Linked DNA regions of Mus musculus: region 2 is linked to region 1. Evidence: chromatin loops called from intact Hi-C (ENCODE). Cell type or tissue: left cerebral cortex. All regions are shown on one strand.

What was found. A loop is a pair of places that touch in the nucleus more often than their neighbours do. Peaks named below come from ENCODE experiments on the same cell type or tissue, not always from the same donor. Only the 100,000 strongest peaks of a DNase experiment are listed, where the experiment ranks them.
Region 2: a loop joins it to region 1, with 1.9 times the contacts of the local background. A loop is called at or near these places in 3 of 42 quality-filtered maps.

The regions. Positions count from the first base shown.
Region 1 is chr1:55,763,851-55,771,850 of GRCm38, forward strand. No RefSeq gene overlaps it. Among named protein-coding and RNA genes, the nearest start is that of Gm32949, 120 kb to the right of the region's middle. In left cerebral cortex, no CTCF peak of the experiment used is centred here; a DNase peak (open chromatin) is centred at 3,053.
Region 2 is chr1:55,811,902-55,819,901 of GRCm38, forward strand. No RefSeq gene overlaps it. Among named protein-coding and RNA genes, the nearest start is that of Gm32949, 73 kb to the right of the region's middle. In left cerebral cortex, no CTCF peak of the experiment used is centred here; no DNase peak of the experiment used is centred here.

The DNA of each region.
Region 1 (8,000 bases):
GTTTCAGAACACAATAAGTAGATGCTGCTGTTCCTTGAGGCCCAAGTAAGGAAAGACACATGGCAACTCTTCTGTGGTGAGGTTTACAAAACATAGCCTTTTTCTTTAGCTATAAACACATATGCTGGATTCTACTCTTAAAACTAGAGAAGTTTAAAGTCAAATTATGTTAAAAGAAAACAAAAGAGCTGGTAGTCACCCTTTAATGCCAAACTTTCCTACTGTTGGATCTGCCTATCCCCTAACTTACCTTTTACTAGACAGCATCGGATTTCCCCAGAGAGGTCAGATTCCAAGGGCTCACCACACCCTACTCTTCCACTCATCATTGTCTCCTCCAAAGTCCAATCTATAACTAAGACTTCACAACATTGCCTCCTACATGTATCTTCCCGCTCTTACCTCACAGCCTCTCTTGCCTTACTAGCAGTATTGAAGTATCTTTTAAGTAAGCATTCATACTTTTTACCTAGTAGTAAAAATGAATAAAAAGATATGTGTATTTTTCTGTCCACCTACAAGTGTGTATGTATATAGCTGTGAGATGTTTCTGTTTGAAACCCTTGAATAACATAGATTGCACTGAAACCAACATTCTCAAACATGGCTGTGACCTCCAAGCTCTGGTGCCACCACCTTGCTGCACCTCTTCTGCTGCCCCTTGGCTAGCACAGTCTAGTCTCCAGCCCACAAAGCTATTGCTCCCTCTGTATTAGGTCTTTTTCTTGGAGAAACATGTTGAATATGTAATTTCTTTGTTTCTTTCAGATATCCTCTTGTCAGAAGGACCTTCCTTGACCATATACTGTTCAGCAATGTCCCCCAAATACTCCCCAGGTCTTTATTATTTGGTTTCTTTGGAACATTGTGTTCATTTAAAGGTCAGCCCCTCCCAGGGAAATACAAAAACCACAAACACAGAGACCTCATCTCACTCATCACTCTGATTCTGGACTCAAACACAGAGCCTGGCACATAGGAGATGCCCTAACTGTTCCATGAACATGATAAATATAAAGGGAACTAAAACACAAATTCAATATATTAGGCTACCCTTTACATAGCATGTGTGCTGAGAGTGTTTTCTGTGTGTCAGAGAAGATTCCTGGAAGAAGACAGTTATCTTCAGTGGACAAATAAGAGACTTATGTCAAACAAATGAAGGATCAACTTTTTCAAACTTTGTGAAGTCCAAGATGGTTCCTCTGTGCTGCTGTATGTTGGGAGGATGTAAAAAAGCTTTGGGTTTCTATAAAGGCTTGCAATTGAGGGCTTGTCTTGAATCTCAGGTGAGTCTATGAACTGGGACTTCAAAGAAATGCTCAAATTTTGGGGATTCTGGGGATGAACCACTTGCATTTTGTGTGAGGACATGGGCAGGACTCTGAAGAGTCAAGCATTGAAATAATATGGTTTAGATAAGAAATCTCCTCCCAAAAGTCTAGTGCTGAAGGCTTGGTTAGCTGTATGTTCCAGGGTGGAGCTTTTAGGACGGGTATGAACCCTGAAGGCATTGATCTAACTTATGATTATTGGGAGTAGGTAAGAATTGTGGAAAGTGGGACCTGGCTGGAGGAAGTGGGTGGATAGGGGTGCGTATTTGGCTACCTCTCACTCTGACCCTTGTTTGTCTTTTTCTTGGCTTCCAACCTGCCAAGAGATAAGCACTTTCTTCTGTCCTGTGGTCCCACTGTCATGATGTCTGTCTTACAGTCATCCAGTAGCAGTGGGGACAGCTGAGCAAGGGCCCAAACTCCCAAAGCCACAAGGCAGATTCCAGAATGAATCTTTGACATTTAAGATGTTTACCTAGATTATTTGTCACATTGATGAAAAAAACAAAAAAAAATTTGAACAATCATAAATAGCTGAGAACTGTACAATGCAATGCATGTGATTTAAGTGACAAAACAAAAAGCAAGAAGGGTGCTGTTTTTGGTATGATGGGACCTCTATCCCTTCAAAACCATGTAGACTTATTCCAAAGAAAGCCACCATGTGGTTTGAGTACCATGTGACATGGTCTGATTATCTGAGCAATTAAGACATTAATTCAATAATGATTTATTAAGGTACCCGATTCAAGAAGCATTAGAATAGGTCTGGAAAGTTGGTGCTGAGCAAATTAGAGTTATTCTCTGACCAGTGTATAGTTGGTATGGAATACAGAAAGCTAGAAAAAGCAATTGATGCACATCTTCTTGACAAAGTAAATTAATAAAGATGAGAGAGGATACAGTGGCATGCAAAGAACACAGGCTCGAGATTGCGTTCCTTAGGTTCTCTCCTACATCCTGGATATACTAGACATTGGAGTTTGGAATCTGTAAAGTAAGAGTTATAACAACACACATCTCACAAGCCTGTGGAGAAGGGAAGGTGAGTGTCACAAATGTTTCATCATTGACAGTGAAAGTGGAATTTTAATGTCACGATGAAGGAAGCACAGGACATCTCCTAAGCCCACAGGTAATTTTTCGAGATAATATAGCAGAATTCTGGGAAGATAGAGGACCCAGGAGAGGACCCAAGAATGAAGGACCCAAGGTCATGAAATGGTTCTTGAGGTTCCTAGAACAGAGTTTGTTTACAGGATTTGTTCATAAAGACAGTATGAGCCGGGCAGTGGTGGCACATGCCTTTAATCCCAGCACTTGGGAGGCAGAGGCAGGCAGATTTCTGATTTCTGAGTTCAAGGCTAGCCTGGTCTTCAGAGTGAGTTCCAGGACAGCCAGGGATATACAGAGAAATCTTGTCTCAGAAAAAACAAAATAAGACAAAACAAAACAAACAAACAAACAAAAACAATAAAGAAGACAGTATGACTATATAGGGATCTATTTATTATAAGCCAATGAAGAAAAAGCAACTCAGTTCAAAAGTTGGCAAACCACATGAGTTGATGTCTCAAGAAATGACAAAGTAGGAAGAGCTTATATCCATTAGCTATCAGGGAAATTAAACCAAACCCACATTGAGATAGCACTTGGCAGTTATCATCATGGCCCTCACCCAGAAAACAGAAATAACAAGTGTTGGTGAGAATGTGGATATAATTGGAACTGTCTGGGATGGCTACTGAAAAACGAAACTGGAACAGCTGCTTGGAAAGCAGCTTGGTACTTCCTCAAAAGGTCAAGCAGGGTTAGCACACTCTACACTGTAACTTTAATGTTCTCAAGCCTCATTTTTAATGATGGTTCTTAAACTTTAACCTCCCTTTCAGCCTACCACCCACCAGAGGTAGTAGGAAAGAAAGAATACTTGTGTGTGTATGTGTGTGGGTGGGTGGGTGGCAGTAAGTGGACCTGTTTAGAAAGGTTCTTTGGAGCAACTCCCATATGTGCTATCTGGAAATCATCAGTTCAGTTCACAGGTCAGCAGTGGTAGCTCGAACCACTCACAAACACTTCAAGAATAAACCAGCAGTCTAGTATGGTAGAGTCGGGATAGCAAACAGGAATCAGCAGTGGTGTTACTATGTAGCAGAGACAGTCAGGCCTCAACATCAGCACAAGTCAGCAAGAGGGACCCGGAGGGACACCAGAAGTTCTCAACTGAGCTTCTCTCAGCAAAGCAAAGATCAGCAAGACCCATAAGCCTTGCACAACTAGCTCTACAAGCAAGCCTAGCTCAGCCTCCCATCTGTCCTGTCTGTCCTGTCCTTTTTATAACCTCCAAACGTCACTGTCCTCCACGAGTCTTGCCTCAGCACATGCATCTGTCTCAGCTGACATCACTCTGCCAATTAGCCAGAGTCCTTGGAAGCAGCAAGAAACTGCAGCACACCACCAGAAGTTTCTTAGTGTGTTTCTCTCTATGGAGTCCCAACCAATGCAGATCAATTAAGCAATGTAAGGAGGACCAATACATGTGTGTCCTTAGCAAATAATCCATCGCATGCCGTTTCACATGCTCGCTTTAGCAGAACATCTTTTTTCCTACGTCTACTTCAGCTAAATGTTCCTTCACATGTTTGCCCCAGCAAAACACTATCCAACCAACTTTCCAAAGAACCCTTAAGTTTCAACTTCACAACATCTAGATATGTATCCAAGAGAAATGAAAATATAGATCCACACAGAGAACATCATCCACAGCAGGAATATCCATGACATATACAGAGTGGAAATAAGCCTGGACTGCCTTTATGTAAATGAAGTCATGAGATGGTCTGACATTTGGTCAAACAATATTCTGGGTATTTATACTAAGGTGCTTTTAGATGAGACCCACATGTAAATTTGACTCAATAAAGCATATTGTCTTTCTTGGTATGTGTGTGTGTGTTTCAGTGAGTAAGAATGTAAACAGAAAAAAAAATTCTATTGAACAGGGTGAATTCAAGATGGATGGCTTTCTAAGTGGAAACTCAGCTTTCTTCCTGCCTGAAACATGGCTCACTATAGGCTACTGACCTCTGGAATTAACCATCTAATACTCTAAATCACCAGCTTGCTGCTTCAACCTGAAGATAGTGGGGTTTATCAGCTTCCATTACAGTATGAGTCAATCATATATTATATATAATTTAATTATATAATGTGTAATTATATACATAATATAATTCATAATACATGAAATATAAAATGTGATATGTAAACTGTGAACTGTGATATGTGATATATGATATATGATTATATAAAATATAGTGTGGTAAGTGGTGTTTGGTATATAGTGTGTGGTGTCTGATATGCAATGTGCGATGTGCAATGCATAATATGTAATATATATGAAACAAGACAAAGAGCTCATATACCTATTGACTAATGAATAAATAAACTATGACATAACAATACTGGAGAACCACTTCAGCTATAACAAAGAATGAATAACTGGCAGATTCTACAACATGGGTAAACTTTGAAAACATTTTCTAAGTGAAAAAGCCAGATACAAAAGGATATACATTCTATGATTCTATTTCCAAAAAAAAAAAAAAAAGTCCTGAAATGGCTAATGCACAGGTTTCCCATGTAATAGAGTATGGGAGGATATGAAGCTTAATCAATAGTGAGTAGGTAGAGGGTCTTTTAGATGAAGATAAAATGTTCTAAATTTAGGCCATGGTGAAACTGCATACCTCATTACTAATAGTTTATAATTCATTTCTGAATATGCTCACAATTACTGTAAGCACCAGTTGTTTGAAGGGATGTGCTATATAGATTACATCTCCATAAAACATACAATTAAATTATTGGTTTGAGTTTGTTTAGATGGTCAGGGCGGCTCTGAAGAACAAAAAAAAGGGGGGGGGATAAGACAGAAATCTAGCAATGGCCAGATCTGTTCGCTGCTATCTGGGACCTGGTATCCAAGTAGAGGGCTCAAACTCAACAAGACCAAGATGTATCCATTTCCCCTACTGGAGAATGGAGAATAAATAAAAATAGCTACAGATGCAAATGTGGTTGCTGGTTTCTTGTCAAGAACATGAGTAAATTTATCTTTAGGCAGTTTCTACCTTTTACATTAAATGGTAGCTCAAGAAGTCAGAGACCTGGGGAGAATTGAGGCTGTGTAGATGGCTTCCAAGTAGCATGGCTAGGATGAAAGAACCATGCTGTAAATAATAGTCCCAGGGAAAGGAGTCAATGAAGGATGGTTGAATGGAATAGGAGGTCCACAGAGATGTAGTCACAGTAAGGATGCTAGAGGCCAGTCTAGAGAGGTGACAAGCTCTTGGGCCTAGACAATAGCTGGGAGGCTAATGACGATCAGTCAGGGCTGAAGGAGATGTTAGGAGATGGAGTTTAGGAGATGGAATTTAGGAGAGCAGTATTTTGTGAGTGAAAGAAGCAGATGGGCAGGAGGATAATCCACAGATTCCAATGTGAAATTTTTCATGGTGTCTTAGATGTTTATATTTTGGATAAAGACCATTATCAAAAGCAAACTGGGGAAGAGAGAGTAGTTAATTTAAATTTACAGCTTAAAATCCACCATGTAGGGAAGTCAGGGCATTAAATAAATGCAGGACCCTGGAGGCAGGAACTGAAGCAAAGGCCATGGAGGAGTCCTACTTATTCTCTATAGCTTGCTCAGACTGCTTTCTTATACAAACCTGGACCACCTTCCTAGGTGTGGTGCTGCCCACATGCATCAGTAATCAAGAAAACACTCTGTAGACTTGTCTGTAGACTATGCTAATGGAGGGAATTTTCAATTGAGATACTCACTTTCCAGGTGAATCTAGATGTGACAAGGTGGCAACTAACCAGCACACAGGGATAGACAGCAGGGTGTTGTAGAAGTTATGGGTCTTGGCCAAAGGGTAAATTTTGCTTAGAAGATTCAAATTCTAGTGGAGAGATCCAAGGTTTATTATTACTGGGATATTAGCAGTGGTTAACTATATGGCAATAAACATTGAACTTTGCATGCAATATAATGGATTTAAGTCTGGGAGGTAGATAACAGCTGGAAGAGCCTGTGTAGCTCTCTACATAAGTCATTGAGTAAGCTGCTGAGAGTGCCAGAAGGTGTTGTGTGGTATGACAGTTGCACATAAGTCACAATGGAGGTGCTGGTGTCAGCCTGATCTGCCTGCTCTCTAACAGAGCTATGTGTGGAGCAGAAATGGATGAGACTTCTTTGGGGAGTTTTGAGGTGAGGTAATAGCAAATATGCAGTCATTAAGATTGTTTTAGTCAGGGTTTTACTGCTGTGAACAAACACTATGACCAAGGCAACTCTTAGAAGGATGGCATTTAATTGGACCTGGCTTACAGGTTCAGAAGTCCAGTCCATTATCATCAAGGCAGGAGCATGGTAGTGCCCATGCAGGCATGGCTCTGAAGGAGCTGAGATTTCAATATCCTGTTCTGAAGGCAAACAGGAGAAGACTGGCTTCCAGGCAGCTAGAACAAGGGTCTTAAAGCCCATGCCCACAGTGACATACATCCCCCAACAAGGCCATACCTCCAAATAGTACCACTCCCTGTGCCAAGCATATTCAAACAATGGCATTCTAGCCATGGTTCCCATAGGCCTATACACATATATTACTCTATGGGAGCCATACCTACCATAGCATAATGCAAAATACATTTGGTCCAACTTTATAAGTCCCTGTAGTCTATAGTAATCTCAACAATGTTTTTTTTTGTTTGTTTGTTGATTGATTGGCTGTTTTGTTTTATTTTGTTTTTGTTTTTCCAGACAGGGCTTCTCTGTATAGCTCTGGCTGTCCTGAAATTCACTCTGTAGACCAGGCTGGCCTCCAACTCAGAAATCCTCCTGCCTCTGCCTCCCAAGTGCTGGGATTAAAGGCATGTGCCACCACTGCCTGGCTGGTCTCAACAATGTCAAAAATCCAAAGTTCAAAGTTTCTTCTTAGATTCATTCATTTAACTGTAATTCCTAAAGCAAGACAGGAAACCAGAAAGACAAACTCTTAACTCTGTATCTCCATGTCTGATGTCAAAGCAGTCTTCTTATCTCCAACTCCTTTTCCATCTTTGTTGACTGCAACAAGCTTCTTTCTCCTGGGCTGGTTCCATTCCCCGTTATCAGCATTCTTCAGGAGATATCCTATGGCTTTGGCATCTCAAAGATCTTGGGTTCTCTAAGGCAACATCAATGTTACAACTTCTTGTTCCAATGTCTGTGATCCACATATAATCTTCTGGTTTCCTCCAAAGAGTTTTATATATCCAGATCTGCCCTCTGTAACACTCTAGGCTCTGGTTGACTCTGATGTGGCAACTGTTCTTGGTGATCATCCCATGGTACTGGTATCTCCAATATCCTGAGTCTCTCATAAGCTTCCTATATGGTGCCAAGTCTCAAACTCCTTTCCATTACCCCTTCAGTCCTTGGCCATCAACTACAACTGAAGCCGTACCTTCACCAATGGCCTTCCTTAGTTCCTGACAGTGCCAAGCCTCTGCTACTCTCCATGACCCCTTCATACTTTTAAAACCAGTAGTACTACGTGGGTGATTCTTACACATTACTAAGTTCAGTTGCAGCATGAGGTACAACCTTGATTATCC
Region 2 (8,000 bases), 48 kb after region 1:
TCCCCTACCCCATCTCAAATTCATGTCCGTTTATTTATTTGAATATTAAATTAATATAGCTGAGTAAATTTAGTGTTACTTATATGTATATGACTTCCGGGCTGCAGGTAGTCCCTAACATTATTTTTTAAAATTTTTTATTAGATATTTTCTTCATTTACATATCAAATGCTATCCTGAAAGTCCCCTATACCCTCCCTCCATCCTGCTACCCTACCCACCCACTCCCACTTCTTGGCCCTGGCATTCCCCTGTACTAGGGCATATAAAGTTTGTAAGACCAAGGGGCCTCTCTTCCCAATGATGGCCGACTAGGCCATCTTCTGATACATATGCAGTTAGAGACAGGAGCTCTGGGGGTACTGGTTAGTTCATATTGTTGTTCCACCTATAGGGTTACAAACCCCTTCAGCTCCTTGAGTACTTTCTCTAGCTCCTCCATTGTGGGCCCTGTGTTCCATCCAATAGCTGACTGTGAGCATCCACTTCTATATTTGCCAGGCACTGGCCTAGCCTCACAGGAGATAGCTATATCAGGGTCCCTTCAGCAAAATCTTGCTGGCGTATGCAATAGTGTCTGTGTTTGGTGGCTGATTATGGAATGGATTCCCGGGTGGGGCAGTGTCTGGATGGTCCTCCCCATCCCCCCAAGCCACCTCACAGAAGACAAACAGCAAGGCCAGCTCTCCCACCCATTCTTATTCAAACATCTAGTCTTGTACTTGCTGTAGCACCAGGTCTCAGCCTTGAGATCATATCTTCTTCCCTTCTAGTCTACAGCTCAGGCTCTTATGACTTCCTGTGTAGCTGGTATTTCCTTCACTCTCTTCACAGACATTCTTTACTGATAACCTATGCTGACTCACATGCTGGATTTTAAACCTTTCTCTTTCATCTTCCTTTTTCCTTCCTTCCTTTCAAAAATTATTTATTTCATACACTGAAATAAATACAGTACACTGTAGCTGTCTCAGACACACCAGAAAAGGGCACTGGATCCTACTACATGATGGTTGTGAGCCACCAGGTGGTTGCTGGGAATTGAACTCAGGACCTCTGGAAGAGTAGTCAGTGCTCTTAACCATTGAGTCATCTCTCCAGCTCTCCTTTTGCACTTTCATTTGAGTTGCTGCATGAATTGTTGGCAGGTTTCTGTATTAGGTGCTTGGAAATGATTACCATTTACAACAGTAAGTGCCTCAACTTGTTTCTTCTGCTATGTTTGGATTGGTGTTTGGGCTTGGTATACATTTTAGGTTTAATATAATTTGCTCTAGATTTTTGGCATAGCTTTGCTGTCTTCCAGGAACTAAGATTGATAGAGGAAACCCTATACTTCATTTTTTTTCCTTTGTAGCAAATTTTAAATCTCCTTATTTTATTTAATCAGTTCACCATAGAGAACATTCTAGAGTTTTTACTGATTTCATGAGCTGAGGAAACTGACAGATTTCTGAACTGTCTTTTCAAATATATTTGCATGGAGAATATAAAACACACTGTGTGTCCATTTTTATTACAGGGCAGTTGTATGTGTTGTGCAGTACTGGTGCAAGGTTTGGGAGGGTTTGCTTGAAGCCCAGTATACAAAACGTGTGCTTTTCAAGGTCAAAGTTTCTCAGATGTGCTATAACCTTATAGCATTGACAAGACATATCTTGGTTTCTCTTTCTTTTTCTATCATACTTTTCTTTTCCTATGGAGTCAAGAATGTGTGTAAAAAAAAAAGCTACATGAATATAAAACTAATTTTGATTACATTTTTAAAAGTCCTTTATCTCTAATCTAGAAGCATTGTGCTAGAATTTAGGAACTTGTGGCAGGCTAACTTGTTAGTTTGTGAGTTGTATGAGATCTGAGACCCTTTATATCTCTGGACCCTGGTGATATAGTGAAGCCTTTTACATTGTTTTGAAAAGCACTGAATGAGGGGTTTTTTTTTTTCTAAAATTAGGGCTCTCTAGAGAAAGAGACTACTCATTTGTATGCATTATGTGTGTGTATAAGTCAAAGACATGGTTTATTATATGAATTTAGATTATGCAATTATGAACTCAAATGACCTAGCATCTTCAATCTGGTGTCCCAGGTGAGCCAATGGGTACTTCCAGGCTATATTCAAAGTCCATAAACATGGGAGAAACCACAGTCTGAAAGGGAGGGGGCACAGAACCAAAGCAGCTGATATGAGCATATCAGTGAGTCTGAGCATAGAAGCAGGGAGATGCTTAGGTCAAGCAGGAAATGCTTGGTCTTAGCTTTCACTATTTTGCTTAATTCTTTAGTGGTTTGGTTCAGCCACCAGTGCTAGTGAGGAAGACAGGTTACCATACTCTCCAGATTCAAATGTCCCTATCTTGAAACACCTGAAGAGACTCAGAGTAAAGTTCAACAGGAGATATGTGCATCCCATGACGCTGTCAAGCTGACGCACAAAAGTGTCATTTCCTTCATCTTTTACATCTGAAGCCTCCCGTTCTTCAGTTCATGACAGCTTCTCACACTATTGGTTTTCTTCCTATTTTCACTGGACTCTCACTTTTAGACGTTATGTTAGTTAAATGTTGGACCATCTGTAGGCGAGTCCATTTTAAAAATGTCTTATATCTTATTTAGATGTCTTTGTATTCTATTTTTCTAGTTTATCTTGAATTGATATGTCAGTACTAAGTTAAAGTTCTTATTTTCAAGTAGTTATGGATCCATATCCAGTGGTTAGAAGTGATATGGTGAGATCAAGCCTCTGTGTTTTGCTGGTTACCATCAATTGCAATATTTTGCAAAAACTACAGTGTGACATCACATATAGGACAATGACATTAAGATGCAGAAGAAAGACTGTCTTTAATTAAAGGATCCTTCAGCCAAGTCTGTCATAGCCAGTTCCACCTCCTTTCCCTCCCGTATGCTGTAGTCCCAATAATCACGAATTCATCATCATTTTTACATGTTTGTCGTTTCAAGAATGAAATAAATAGAATCATATAGTGTGTAAAGATTTTATATTGCTAGTTTCGCTTAGTTTAGTTTCCCCAAGCATCGTGCAAATTGTGTATATTGTTTTCTTCTTATGGCTGGCTGAGATAGCACAGTACGGAGAGTCCACAGTTAATTTAACAATTCGATTAATGAAGGACATTTGAGTTGTTTCTAGTTTTGAATATTATAAATACAGCTACTGTGAAAGTTCTTTTACAGATTGTTATGTAACTTTTTATCATAAGCCTTGAATGTGTGAGATTAGTGATTCAAAATATAATTGCAGGGTACCTATGGTGGTTGCATATTTAATTTTATAAGAAACCTTTCCAGACTATGTGTCTAGTTCCACTAGAACACTGTTTATCTAATCTTCATCAGGATATTTTTATTCTAATTGAATTGAATATTATAGCTGATACCTAGATATTCCAAAGACCTGCAAATTTGCCTTTATCATAGTAAGTGCATTCATAATATTGTTATAAGGAAGATATTTACAAATTTAAATTCATAATACTGGTTTAAACAATCCAAAGTACTCTAGCACTTGGAAACCAGTGGACAAGTTGCTGTAACTTACAGGCCAAAGAGTTCCAGGCCAGCTTTCTAGACTACATCAGGATCCTGGCTCAAAAAATTCAGAATAGCCACAATTGTATTCTATGTAGATAATTAGAACAGTTTATCATTATAAATGTAAATTAAGGCAAATATAGGAATAGAGGCTTATTTTCATATATATTTTGGAAATTTATTTCTACTCAAGACATATAGAGTATGTATTTTTACATAAATGTCACCTTTCCCTCTTTGTGATAAGTTCAAAGTTACAGTGTCCAAGTTTTTGTGCTTATAAGGTAAGGTGGTCTATGAAATGGAGGACAGTGAGATGGTCCTTCTTGATCAAGATTTCCATTCATGCTTGGGCTAAACACTAATGAAGAATCTTTCAAGGTTTGACACTGGGTTTCATTAACTATGGGCTCCTCTGGGCACTGACTTTGTTTAACTCTCTATATCTCTGTGGGATTTCTAGTGTTCAGCATCTAGAAGCAGGTTCTCCAGTACACCCACACCCACACCCACACACACACACACACACACACACACACACACACACACACATGAGAGAGAGAGAGAGAGAGAGAGAGAGAGAGAGAGAAGGGAAATACCCAGAGACTTACACACTCATACACAGAGGCACACACTCACTCACCTACTCAAACACATACACACACAGAGACTTACAGACACTAACAGACACACATACAGACACAAACCTACAGACACACACAGAGACACAGAAACACATCAGACAGACAGACAGACAGACAGACAGACAGACAGACACACACACACACACACACACACACACACACACACACAAACATGCTCACACATACTCACACACACAGCCACACTGCTAGGATTCTGGATCCATGAAGGTGTTCTTGCTCCCACCCTGCCTGATTCCAGAGTTACTGAAATAGCCACTCCTCCAGTGTTCATCATCAAGCTCCTTCAGAGGAGGAAAGACCTGGGATTTCGGCCACTTCATGTTCAGGCTTTTAGTTAATTCTGCTTAGGGCAGAGCTGTCTTCCAGGTCTTCCCCTGAGAGTCTGCGGTCTCACTTTGCACAAGTGTGGGTGGATGGCATTCGCTCGCTGCCTCTGTGTAGCCCCTTCTGCTGCCCTCTTGGTTTGCTGTGCCATATTCGTGTGGCATCACTTCTCCTTCCTCTCAGAGGCCCGTGACTCTTGTTTCCATCAATCTTTCACTATATCTATGTTTGACTTCTAGTCTATGACCTTTTTTGTCCTTTGATCCCTTTTCAAATGGATTTTATTTTACAATTTAATTGAATTTTAAAGGGAGAGTAACTCATCATGGCATTTTCATTTGGAATTGTTAGCCTTTCTATAGAGTAGTATCTTCCTACAGATAACAGTCAAAACCAACAGAGGCAAATTGTACTAACAGCAATGGGAGAATTTTCTGGAAGGGATTGAGAGTTCCCGACAGAAATAGAACTTACCCAGAATGTTAAAACAATGTGAACAATTGTTTATAGAGGCCCAGATAGGACTTAAGGGATAAACAAAGTGTGTGGCCCTCGGTCCAGTGAGAGTAGAGAGACATTGTTATCTCTAAGAAGAAAAGGAGAAAGATAAAAATAATGTTAGCAGAGCCTGCAGGAGGGATGCTGGCAGGTTATGGAGAGAGGAAGTTATTAGCTAAGAGACAACAAGACATGCAAGAGGAGGGAAGAAATACTCTGGCTTATTTCTGGGTCAACACACCACAGAGATACTTGCACACCCATGTTTATAGTAGCTATATTCACAGCAGCTAAGTTTGGGACCAATCTAGGTGCCATCACCACAGAGGAATGGGCGAAGCTTTTTATAGTTCTAAAGAGCAAAATTATGCCTTTGTAGCATGAGAGATGAAAACAGAGACCACAAGGTTCAGAGAGTTAAGTCAAGGCCAGAAAGACAAATAGTACAAGTTTTCTCTCTATTGTAGTTCCTAGATTTTATATGAATCATAAAGGCATATATGTTTATATGACATGAAAAGTGAACAAAACTGTCCAGGGGAAGAAAGGGGACTAACCAAAGTGCAGGGGTATGATGGAGAGGGTAGGGGCTCTGCAGTAAAGGTACTCAATGTATGCTTGTGTGAAAGTGTTCTTCTGCAACACAGTACTGTGCGACAGGAATATATATTGTGAAACTTGAGTGGTGGGTGTTTGGACTTTGTCATCAGCCGTTGGGTGACCTTCCAGTGGACACCAGGGAGTCAAAGAACCAGAGTCAGAAGAAACCTTGGTGAGTTCCTGGAACCCAGTAGACAGGGGCGAGAGAAATCCAGGTAACAGATCTGGGAAAGGGAAATAAAGAGGGCACCAGCAATATAGGAAATTACCGTAACTGTAGAACCAACATGAGCTGGTAGTCCTCAGAAAGCCTGAGAAGTGCTGCTTTCAGGAACCTCAGCATCTCATTAAAGCTGTGCTGCTGCTATTGTGTGTGGACACAATTTTGTTCCCCATGTCCCCAGTCCCTACACCTCTTGGTTGAAATTACTCCTGAGATTTTGTTGACCATGAGTCGTCCAGCTCACACCCCGTTGCCAGGTGTTGGTGCAATCTATGGTGTAGAGTAGGTAACATCATTTGAATGTAGGGGTCCTCCCACTTTTAGAGAGGGATGCTTATTAAGCAGGTACTCAGAAAGGTGCCAGCTTCTCACATGTGTGTTGAGCAGCTGCTTACACATTCCACACATCTGTCAAACACCAGGGATTTCTCCTTCCTTCTTAGAGCAGAGGAAGCTGGCTTATTTTAGGCATGGTCCCCTAAGGACAACAGTGTAAGAAGTGTGAAGTATGTGTGGAGGAGAGAGTGACAACACTAAGCAAAAGTATACGAACTGTGAGCAGCAAGAACCCGAGCAGCAGCCATTGTGCACAGCAGTAATGATGATCCTGAGGTTACTGCAAAGGGATATCCTTGTTCTTCACTTTATGAAGAACTTATTCTGTCATGGGAATACTGTGTGACATGTCATAGCTTTGCCTACAATGCTAGAATCCTCTGAGAAACCATGCCTTAAAACCTTTTAAACAAAACTTGTGTGTGTGTGTGTGTGTGTGTGTGTGTGTGTGTGTGTGTGTGTGTCCCATGGATGTCAGGAAGGAGTGAATTCCCTAAAGCTCTTGTGAGATGCCTCATGTGGGTGCTGGGAATTGAGGTGTAGTCTTGGAAAATGAGAACAGATTTTTTTCAGGGCTCCCCCCACCCACCCACAGTATAGCTAGTGGCAGTGTGTAAAGCCAAGAATGAGAAAGGTCTAGCTGTGTGCATTGCATAGAGGCCTATGGCCGTGGCAAGATGGAGGACTGGCTCCGCTTTCACTAGAGGCTTCTTTTCATTGGCTTCCAGGTCATTTTATTTCACCCTTGGAGTCCAATCCTGGTCCAGGCTCTGTAACAGGAATGAGTAATCTTTATAAAATGATAGGGCTGTGCTCTTCTAAGTCTAGCATTAAAATTTTGTCTCTCCTTTTATGTCAAACGTGGCTGGAGAAGGATCTGCAAAACTCACTTTGTAAGGACAAGGGGAACTGTGCCTCTCCTAAACAGTTACACATGTACTTCCTGATGCCAGGGCATCTGAGGTGCTCCCTTAAGGTTACCAAGGCACCCAAGATCTTTTTATATAAGGTAAAAGAAAAAATAGATAAATGAAGAAAGGCCATAGTAATTTAGCCAGGAGTAGAACGTAAAACAAGAATAAACAGAACATAATTCAAGATCTCCCTTGTGGTGCCTGCAAGTCTTGCACAAGGCAGATGGGTATAAATAGAGCCCTATTTGTGCTTGGGGATAAGACAGATTATGTTTCTAAGTATTTTGTATATAGTTGGAGAGATCATTGAATGTTTATTTTTAAGCCCCTTTATTATTTACACCAAATTTACTGGCCATGAAACACATTAGATACCAAAGTGTTATTTTTAGCCAAGAAGGAGAAATCTAAATGTTTCTGTTTCAAAGATCCACACTTCTGGTCAGGTCCTGACAAGTCACACATCGGGTCTCCTTTTGGAGATAGACGATTGTTTGGTAGTTTTGGTCAGGGAAGAAAGCTTACATGGATTTATCAGAGGGTAATTAGTAGATCAGAATCACAGAAAAGGCTAAAGATAAGCTCTAAAGGTCCAAAGGCCACCACAAAGCTACTGAATGGGGAACAGAAGTGGGGAACTAGGCTGTGGTACTACAGGCAGGAGGCTAGCGTGACCAGAAGGCCTACACAACAGTACATGTCGATCAGTCGGAGAGTTGCCTGGAGCCCCAGATGCAAAGGGGACTGTGTAATACAACTGTTTAGCTTCCAGGGGAGCTCACTAATGGGCACACAGCATGTTTTACTTATGGGTTTCCCTAGCATGGATACAAAGATTGCTCAGTTTCTGCCACTATAAATCTGCCATGAAAATTCTCCAGGACT